Regions from separate parts of the Homo sapiens genome. Here region 2 is linked to region 1. A link is an interaction called in ENCODE POLR2A ChIA-PET data of the cell type or tissue named here. Cell type or tissue: CD4-positive, alpha-beta T cell. All regions are shown on one strand.

Region 1 (5,000 bases):
TGTAGAGAAGAAAGACAGCATGTGAGATTCCCCCCAACTCTAACCATCCCCTTTCTTTCCCTTACATTTCCTCCCTCTGCTGTTTTCCAGCTGCCCCCAGCCCTTCAGGTTAAATCAGACCCAATGACCCAGCTCAAGGCCAATCACATTTTTTTCAGAAGACAATGGACAGACTAGATGGTGTCCAGACATTCACAGCAGTATGGGAAAGGGACGCGGATCCCCAAGGGAGGGCGGGCATGGCACTGACCCACCACTGACCCCTTGACTCCTCCACACTAGGCAGGGTACCTGTCTCAGCACCGTCTCAGTTACTACTCTCAGAAATCCTTCCACACATCAGATTCTCCTTTTTTATAGAGAGGAAACTGAGGCTGGAGCATCGCAATAAATGAGCCAAGATCACACAGCTTAGAACTGAATTCAACAATTTCTAGATCCCAGAGTCTATACTATCTGCACCATGCATGCCCCCTTTTCAAGTCAACAAGGATGGCTTCAGAACCCAGAGCTTGACCGCCTGCAGATAGGACTCAAAGTGCTTCCAACCACCTGCTGCAATATCTGAAGGACTGTCATTCCTGAACAAGTGAGTATGCACTCATTTAGCGCCTATCCTAGTCAGGCATTGCTCTGGGCACTGTGCATGCAGAAATATGAGCAATTTTTTAAATTCTGTTTCTCTAGAGCTTATGCTGTAATGGGAATGAATAACAAATGCACTCATCAGGCTGAGATAAGAACTACAGAGAAAAGACAAGGCTTGGTCAGGAAAGTGACAAGGGGTGTAGTCCCAGGTGGAGGGGTCAGAGGATCTCACGAGTGTGACTGGGGCACACCGCGGGGTGGTGCAAGTGAGGAACCACCACGAGCTCAGTGTGGCTGGTGTGGTAGCAGGGAGTGGTGTGGTAGGATGTAGGATCTGAGACCGGTGCCTGAGGCCACTGTAAAGACTGGATTTTTCAGGCTGGTCGTGGTAGCTCATGCCTATAATTCTGGCACTTTGGGAAGCTGAGGTGGGAGGATAATTTGAGCCCAGGAGTTCGAGACCAGCCTAGGTAACATAGTGAGACCCGATCTCTATTAAAAAAAAATAAAAAAAAAATAGCTGGACATGGTGGCACATGCCTATAGTCCCAGCTACTTGGGAGGCTGAGGCGAGAGGATTGCTTGAACTCAGGAGGTGGAGGCTGCAGTGAGCCAAGGTTGCACCACTGCACTCCAGCCTGGGTGACAGGGCAAGCCCTGTCTCAAAAAAAAAAAAAAAAAAAAAAAGACAGGAACACACAGGAAAACAGGACACATATCTCATTGAAAATGGATAAGGAATGCGGGTGGAGGATATCAGGAGACAGGGTCTACAGTGAAGGAACAAAGATATGATACGTAAAAATAAATGCAAAAAGAGATGTAACTGATTTGGGAAGTATAAGAGAAGCAGGTAGGGAGCTGGCTAATGAGCACTCAGGAGGGCAACAGATGAAAGTTTAACAATCTTCTTAAGAGAAGGAGAAGAGAAACAAAGGACCACTACTTTCCACTTTAAGCAGGTCTGGGCAATTTGATCTCTTTTTTTTGAGATGGAGTCTCGCTCTGTTACCCAGGCTGGAGTGCAGTGGCGCAATCTCAGCTCCCTGCAACCTCCACCTCCCGGGTTCAAGCGATTCTCCTGCCTCAGCCTCCTGAGTAGCTGGGATTACAGGTGCACGGCACCACACCTGGCTAATTTTCGTATTTTTAGTAGAGATGGGTTTCACCATGTTGGCCAGGCTGGTCTCGAACTCCTGCCCTTGTGATCTGCCCTCCTCAGTCTCTCAAAGTGCTGGGATTATAGGCGTGAGCCACCAAGCCTGGCCTGATCTCTTTTAACAATGTCTATGTATTGCTTTTTAAAAGTGAACATAACAGAGGCCAGGAGCAGTGGCTCATGCCTGTAATCCCAGCACTTTGGGAGGCCAAGCGGCAAGGACCACCTGGGGCCAGAAGTTTGAGACCAGCCTGGCCAACATGCGAAACCCCGTCTCTACGAAAAAATACAAAAATTAGCCAGGTGTGATGGTGTGTGCCTGTAGTCCCAGCTAGTCAGGAGGCCGAGGCAGGTGAATCGCTTGAGCTGGGAGGCAGAGGTTGCAGTGAGCAGAGATGGCACCACTGCACTCCAGGCTAGGCAACAGAGTGAGACTCTGACTCAAAAAAAAAAAAAAAAGTAAACATAACAAAGTCAATCAGATTTACCCAGTAAGACCTAAAAGGAACAGAACTAGGAGAGTAGAAATCATGGAGACATTTCAGCTCAATGCCTTCCAGTTCTCCACATATTCCCTGTTCCCCCAAGACTTAGGGAAAATCTTAGCCATGTGACCGTGGGCTTATTGCTCATTTTTGAGTTCAAGGTGATCTCAAGCACAAAACTGAAGCTTTCCCTTTTCTGCTTTGTAGGGTTGTTGGAGGATAAGACCTAAGTTATGTCAAAGGCAGCACATAAGAGGCCAGGCACAAGACCTGTTCTTAGTAAATGGTGATATTTACTGTGCTGGTGGGAAGTTGAGGACAGGGCCTCTGTCGTGTTTGCCTCTGTGTCTTCACTGGCTGATTATGAGTTCCCCAAGCTGCAGTCAGCTGAGGACAGTCATCATATGGGGTTGGGAGTGGAAGGCAGAGGACGGATCTGCCTGCAAATGCAGCTCAGCTCAGCTCAGCTTCAGGAAACCTTGCTGTTTCCCTGGCAACCAGGGGCCCCTTGGTACAACTGTGCAGCTCTCACCAGGAAATGGAAACTGTACCCCCTTTCCAGTGTGTGGTGGGGGGAGGAGGGGGCCCACATCTACCCCGGGATGAGGCTGGAGGCCAGCTCTCGGTTTCCTCTGACCTGGGGGATAGTAGGGGGAGACAGTGAAGGAAGCCCAAGGCTAGCAGAGAACCAGGGACTGAATGAGACCCAGGAAGTTAGTTGACACAGACAGAGGGAGGGCTGAGGCCTGTCACCTGCATCTCCAGCCTTGAAGCACTTTCCTCTGGGCTTGTTGCTGGCAATTTCAGCTGCTGGCTGCAGCCCAGGCCCATCTGGAGGAGCTCCCCTTTCCAAGGAGAGATGGCTTCAAGGAGGGGCCTCTTACTGTTTGGGAAAATATTCTCAGCTCTGAGAGCAGTTTCTGTGTGCCTTGTGTGAGTGCACAGTTCATATGTAAAAAGCAAGCTCCTTCCAGAACTAGATGTTCAGACTGCAGTTCTGAGGGCCAGTCCCCCTGCTGATTCCACAGCCCCGCCTCTGAGGGTTCTGGGAAGCTCCTGAGCTAATCATAAACACACCATTTACCCTGGCTTTAAGATGGCTTCTGATCCCTCCCAGAGCAACCTAGACCATACTGCTCAAATTGGCTGAATATTTTACATCTAGTGTTTCTGAATCCCACAAGGGCCCTTAATAATCCATGACTCCAAGTCCCTCATTTTCTAGACGGGGTAAAGGCATCTCAGAAAGAGAAAGTGACTTGCCAGGGCCCAGGAAGCAGCCAACATCTCTGCCTAGCAGCCCTCGATCATAACAAGTCCCCACACAACTGTGGGTCTTGGCTGCAATGGGACACCAGGAAGAGTCCAAAGAATAAGACCCTGGTTCTGGTTCCCAGTCTGCCCCCATGTAACCTCAGGCAAGCCAGATCCCTCTCTCAGCCTTAGTTTCTTCATCTCTAAAGTGGGACAATACATCACTCCCTCTTTGGTAGGATCTATAGTTAGAGGCTTTTAGAGACTTCAACTCAGGATTTTCACAGCAGAATATCAGTCCTAGGAGGGTCATCTCCCAGGCCACAGGATTCCTCCCCATCTCCACCCGCCAATATGCAACATTCATCACCTTGGTTGAAAGAGCTGTTCAAGACTAGTAAACAGGGTCATTCCAGACCTGTGCCTCTTTCCTCCCAGGAACCCTGATTCTCTCAGATCTAGATGAGATATACTGTGACGACTTATCATGACTGATCATTCGTGAAACCCACACAGGAGCAGAATGAATGGCCTGGGTGGCTTTGTGCTGCTGTGGCCACCCCTTGCCTCATCCTTTTGCCTGCAATCAATCACGTTTTCCTCCTTCCCCTTCGAGAGTTCCAGGCTGACTCTAGAAGGAACGGCTCACCACTGCCCAACCACAGAGATGTGGATAGGGGAAGGGTTTTATCCAAGTCATGTGAAGGCATGGGCCTTCAGGCACAGATGTTGCCCAGCAGTTTGTGATGTAAGTAAGTTACTTAAACTGAATCTCAATTTCCACATCCGCAAAATGCAGATAGAAATACCTATAGGTACTGAGAAATAAATGAAGTAACGGGGGGAAAACACTTAGCACAGTGCGTGGCACACAGTAAAGGCTCAATAAATGGTGGCTTTTATTATAATAAGCCCAAACATTTACAATGGAGGCAATGTGGCATTAGAATCAATGCAGGATTTGTGGTCGATGCCCAAGTTCAAATCCTGACCATGCAAATTCCGAGCTCAGTAACTTGGGCAAGTTATGGAATTTCTCTGCCTCAGTTTCTTCATCCTGAAATGACCCTCTTGTAAGGTTTTTGTGAAGATTCAATGAAATAAGGCAGGTAAAACACTTAGCATGGCCAGGTACAGATTAAATGTTTAACAAACGGTGACTTCTGTTGCCACAATCATCATTATTACAGCAGTAGTCTCCAAAAAGGGGTAATGGGTATGACAATCCACTGGGGTGCAGGACAAGAGTATCACCACTTTCCAAATGTTTTAATCTTGCCCTTTTATGTCCCATTTTTATTTGTTATACATGTATAAAGTTAAAGAAAATATTAGGGGTGCAGGCTGATAGAGGTGCACAGTCAAAATCTGGATTCAATGGAATGGAGGCAGGGGCATGCCAGGAAGAATAGTAACACCAGGGTAAGAAAAAGCATTTCTGTCATCGAAAGGTAGCTTGGGCTGTGGAGGAACAGAGTACACTTTTGAGGGAAAGGAGATGTTGAGCGTAAGGG
Region 2 (5,000 bases), 690 kb before region 1:
CCACCTTGGCCTCCCAAAGTGCTGGGATTACAGGTGTGAGCCAGCATGCCTGGCCCAATTATTATTATTTTTTTAATTTTTAAAATTTTGTTATTTTTGAGACAGAGTCTCACTCTGTTGCCCAGGCTTGAGTGCAACCTCTGCCTCCCAGGTTCAAGCGATTTTCATGCCTCAGCCTCCGTATAGCTGGGATTAGAGGTTTGCACCACACACCTGGCTAATTTTTGTATTTTTAGTAGAGATGAGGTTTCACCATGTTGGCCAGGCTGGTCTCGAATTCCTGACCTCAAGTGATTCGCCCGCCTCGGCCTCCCAAAGTGCTAGGATTACAGGCATGAGCCACCGTGCCTGGCCCTCATTTTTCTTTAAATACTGAGTCTCCCTAAGTTGCCCAGGTTGGTCTTGACCTCCTGGGCTCAAGTGGTCCTCCCACCTCGGCCTTCCAAAATGCTGGGATTACAGGTGTGAGCCACCATGCCCAGTTCCTTCATAGACAGCTCTTGAGTTTTTCTGCAGAGGTGTGCCAGGGGGCAGATGGAGAATGGGAATGTGAGATCAAGAGGTTCTTTTTTTTCCTTTTTTAAGGTTGCATCAATAACAGATATTTTAACACTGCTGGGAATAGTCTAGAAGTGAAGGAAAAACATGCTGGAGCCCTGACATTGAGCAGGCAATAGGTAAAGGCCTCTGCTGCGCATGTGGAGGCATCGGCTTTAGGCAGGAATGTGGACAGCTCACCTCAGGTGCTAATGAGGAAGGAAGACGGTGGGGGCAAATGTGGCAGCAGGAGCTGGAGAAAGTTCTCATTCCGGAAGTGGAAAGCAAGCAGCTTCCTCTCAACAACCACAGGAGGTAGAAAATGTTTAATCCCCCCCGTTATAACTGAGGACACAAGGAAAAGGTCAACAGCTCTAAGTGGGGCACCAGGATCTGGGCCCAAGCAGTCTGACTCCAGAGCCCAATTCGTGTAACCTCAGGTACAGGTGTTTTGTAAATATCTGTTGATTGGATGAAGGAAGAGCAAGGAATTAGCCTGCAGCAGCAGAAGCCAAGCCCTTTCCTGGGTCCTCAAGCTCAACCTGGAAGGCCCCGTGCTCCCCATTCTCGGCAGCAGCTCATACTGTCATTTGTCCAGGAGCTCTATCCCCTCCTCCCCTTGAAGGGTAGTTTGCAAATGCAACAGAGGAAGGGTGGGAAGAAGCTGTGGCTCAGAGAGGGTGAGTTTGCTCACCAGGACACACAGCCAGGAATCAGACACCAACTGTGGCCCAGGTGGTCCTGGGACTTGGAGGGAGGACCTTCTCAAAAGTGTTGGCTGCTGTGAAGCTGTCGTGGAGTCATGGGTCTATTGCTGGTCTGAGCCCCAGAACACACATGAGCGCTAGTCTGCGTGTGTAAGTGTGGCACACAAGGGAGAGCGGCGGTGTGTGTGTTGGGGATTAGGCCAGGTGCACACCCTCCAGGGTCCAGGGGAGGAGGGGCTACAAAAGGCCTGGAGATGGCTCCCTCTGTAGCAATGCCCCTCTAGAGACCGGCAGGCTTCGTCCTCCAGGGCTGTAATTCACCTGCTCCCCGTGCTCACAGGACTCACACGCGGTCTGCGAGCAACTGATGGGAGCCCCTGTGTGCCCCAGGACCTGTCATCTCAGCACTCGCCACACAGTGACCGTGTCACGGCCTGCTGCCAAGGGGCTTTGTCTAGCAGGGAATATGGGCAAGAAACAAGGACAAAGTAAGGAACGGGGGATACGGAGGGCTCTGGCTTGCTCAGGGGCCTTGCTGGAGGGCCCAAAATGGGAGTAGGAGACAGCCAGGACAGGAAGAAGAGGGTGGGAGAAAACTCCCAGCTCAGGCCGGGCGCGGTGGCTCACGCCTGTAATCCCAGCACTTTGGGAGGCCAAGGCGGGTGGATCACGAGGTCAGGAGATCGAGACCATCCTGGCTAACATGGTGAAACCCCGTCTCTACTAAAAAAATAAAAAAATTAGCCAGGCGTGGTGGCGGACGCCTGTAGTCCCAGCTACTCAGGAGGCTGAGGCAGGAGAACGGCGTCAACCCGGGAGGCGGAGCTTGCAGTGAGCCGAGATCGTGCCACTGCACTCCAGCCTGGGCGACAGAGCAAGACTCTGTCTCAAAAAAAAAAAAAAAAAAAAAAAAAAGAAAAGAAAAAGAAAACTCCCAGCTCACGAAACAGCACGTGGAAAGGTCTTGAATCAAAGGGGACCTGGGATCATTCAGGGATTCGGGAGAAGTCTCTGTGCTGAGGGGAGGGGGTGGGTGGGAGGTAAGATCAAAGGTTGGGGCCTGGGCCTTGGGGGCGGTGGGTGAGAGGTCTCCCTCGCTCTGACCCAACGGAGGCAGATCCTCGGTTTGATCCTGGGCCCAACTCTGCTCAGTGAGGAATGTCGGGGCGGGGTCCCGGGGTGCGGCCCCACCCACGGTGCGTGGAATACAGGGGCGGGGAACGCCCGCTCTTCCCGAAGTGCCCGCTAGATGGCGCCAGATCTCCGTGCTGCAGGGGAAGGACCCGCCTCGGCGGGGCAGGTACACGTGGAGGGTGGAGGGTGGAGGGTGGAGGGTGGAGGGTGGAGGGTGGAGGGTGGAGGGTGGGCGGAAGGCGCAGGGTGAGGTGTCTAAGCCCAGAAGATGGTTGGGACGTCCTAGGATGTGGTTGTGATGTGACGACGGCCTTGATGTACATTCTCCCTTTGTGTCCCATCACACCCCAGGAGCTCAGATTATTATTCTCATTTTACTCAGCGGGAAGCTTTAAGTAGGATGAGGTCAGGGCTGCGCCCAGGTCACTCAGCTGGTTCAGGGTGGTGAAGTGGACAAAGATGGCACCCGGCCTCTGTGTGCCCTGCCTGCCGCAGGCCAGCTCGCAGAGGGCCTGCGCTCAGTCCATCCAAAGGGAAGGGCAGTGCCAGGGCAGCCCAATGGCTGGCAGTGCCAGGGCATGGATCCCGAGTCGTTTATTCATTCAGCGGGTTTATTGAGCACCTACTGTGTGCCAGGCACTGGTGAGCGATAAAGCAACGGATAACACAGACATGGGTCTCCTTCCCCACGGAAGGGACAACCTAATGGGGAGACAGCCAGGCGTTATACAGATAAGCCTGCCAACAACTTTATTATTAGAGATTGTGGTAAGGGCTATGAAGGAAATACGCACACCTGAGAAGATTCCAAGGTAGGCTCACTCTCGAGGTGGGCAGGGCTCAGGCACAGGGAGGGCTCAGGAGGAGATATGGAAGCTGAGACCTGAAGCGTGCGAGGTGCAGCCATGAGGAGGGCTGGAGGAGCAGCCTTAGGGGCAGAGAGGACAGCAGTGCACAGGCTGCCAAAATTGGGAGGAGCCCGAGGAACTGCAAGGAGGCGGGGCTGGGGCCAGGAGAGAGAAGAGTGTTAGGGCTGTCCCTGAGGGCAGGGGCCAGATCCTCTGGGCCTGCTAGGCCCTGCCTTGTCAAGGAGTGTAGATTTATTATTATCGTTGTTGTTGTTGTTGTTGTTGTTGTTGTTATTATTATTATTATTATTATTATTATTATTATTATTTTGAAACAGTTCTGCTCAGTCGCCCAGGCTGGAGTGCAGTGGCGCGATCTCGGCTCTCTGCAACCTCTGCCTCCCAGGTAGCTGGGATTACAGGCACGTGCCACCACGCCCGGCTAATTTTTGTATTTTTAGTAGAGACAGGGTTTCACCATGTTGGCCAGGCTGGTCTCAAACTCCTGACCTCAAATGATCCACCCGCTCCGGGCTCCCAAACTGTTAGGATTACAGGCGTGAGCCACTGCGCCCGGCCAACTGTAGATTATATTCTGATTGCATGGGAAGGCAGTGAAGAGCTTTAAGCAGGGAGCCACATGTTCTGATTTGTCTTTAGAAGTCCACTCTGGGCCAGGAGTGATGGCTTGCACCTGTAATCCCAGCACTTTGGAAGGCTGAGGCGGGAGGATCGCTTGAGCCCAAGAGTTTGAGTCCAGACTGGGCAACTTAGCAAGCAAGACCTTGTCTTTACAAAAAATAAAAATAAAATAAATAAAATAAAAATAAAATAAATTTAAAAAATAAACGAAAGTCTACTCTGGCTTTGGAGAATTGGCTGAAGGTGAGCAAGAGAGGGAGCAGGAGGAGGTGGAGACGGTCACGCTGGTGAGAGGTGACGGGGGCTCAGACCGCGATGGCAGCTGTGAAGATGGAGAACAATGGTCAGATCTGAGAGATACTTTGGAAGCAGAATCTGTAGAATTTTCAGATGAATTGGATGGAGGGGTGAGGATGATTGTAGGTTCTAGGCTTGAGCAACGGGTGGATGATGGGGCTATTAACCAAGGTGGGGAGAGCCAGGGGGAGGTCACAACTTGGGTGGAGGCTGGAATCAGGCTCAGGCCCTGCTATTTTTGGAGCCTTCTGTGTGATATCCTAGTAGAAGGATGGGGCAAGCAGTTGGAGCTTATTGGAAAGTTCAGGACTGCTGATGTAACCTCAGGAGCCTCTAGGTTGTATTTTATGTCAAGGGATTGGATGAGATCCCTTCACACAGCCCACAGTCTGGCAGGTAGTGAAGGCCTCATCACCGGAGGTGTGCAGGACAGGCTGGCTGATGCCACTAGAGAGAGGAGGCCTCTTTGAGGGGAGGTGGAACAAAATAGACCCTGAGGATGCCAGATAGCAGGACTCGGTGCCCCTGGGGCCACACGGAGGAGCTGGATATGCTGGCTCTGTCTCTTTGTCTGGTTGGAGCCTCCTCTCCCTTTGGCACCATTCCCCCACTACCATCTGGCAGGGTCCAGAGACACACAGACCCTGGGGTGGGATGAGGGGCAGCCTCAGGGATGGGGCTGTAATTTCAGCTGGGGGCAGGGCTCCTGAGTCTCAGCCACCTGGTGTGAGGTTCCTCTTTCCGGCACCTCCTCATGACTGTCTTGCCTGACAGCCCCATCCCCCACAACTGCAGCTACTCAACACCTCTCAGGAGGAGGCCCAGCCCAGGGAGC

The links. ChIA-PET counts read pairs that join two places held together with the same protein. Peaks named below come from ENCODE experiments on the same cell type or tissue, not always from the same donor. Only the 100,000 strongest peaks of a DNase experiment are listed, where the experiment ranks them.
Region 2: POLR2A ChIA-PET joins it to region 1 with 6 read pairs; 2 of 35 experiments call an interaction of 5 or more read pairs at or near these places.

What each region holds. Positions count from the first base shown.
Region 1 is chr5:151,147,928-151,152,927 of GRCh38, forward strand. The region is part of intron 1 of ANXA6 (annexin A6); the gene reads right to left. Among named protein-coding and RNA genes, the nearest start is that of ANXA6, 7.4 kb to the right of the region's middle. In CD4-positive, alpha-beta T cell, no CTCF peak of the experiment used is centred here; DNase peaks (open chromatin) are centred at 844, 2,124, 2,684, 4,094 and 1 weaker place; H3K4me3 peaks cover 2,095 bases; H3K27ac peaks cover 5,000 bases.
Region 2 is chr5:150,456,523-150,461,522 of GRCh38, forward strand. No RefSeq gene overlaps it. Among named protein-coding and RNA genes, the nearest start is that of RPS14, 9.3 kb to the left of the region's middle. RefSeq lists a silencer at 2,380-2,449 and enhancers at 3,254-3,353, 4,123-4,749, 4,543-4,862. In CD4-positive, alpha-beta T cell, CTCF peaks have their summits at 2,453 (motif pointing right) and 2,657; DNase peaks (open chromatin) are centred at 2,529, 3,339 and 4,937.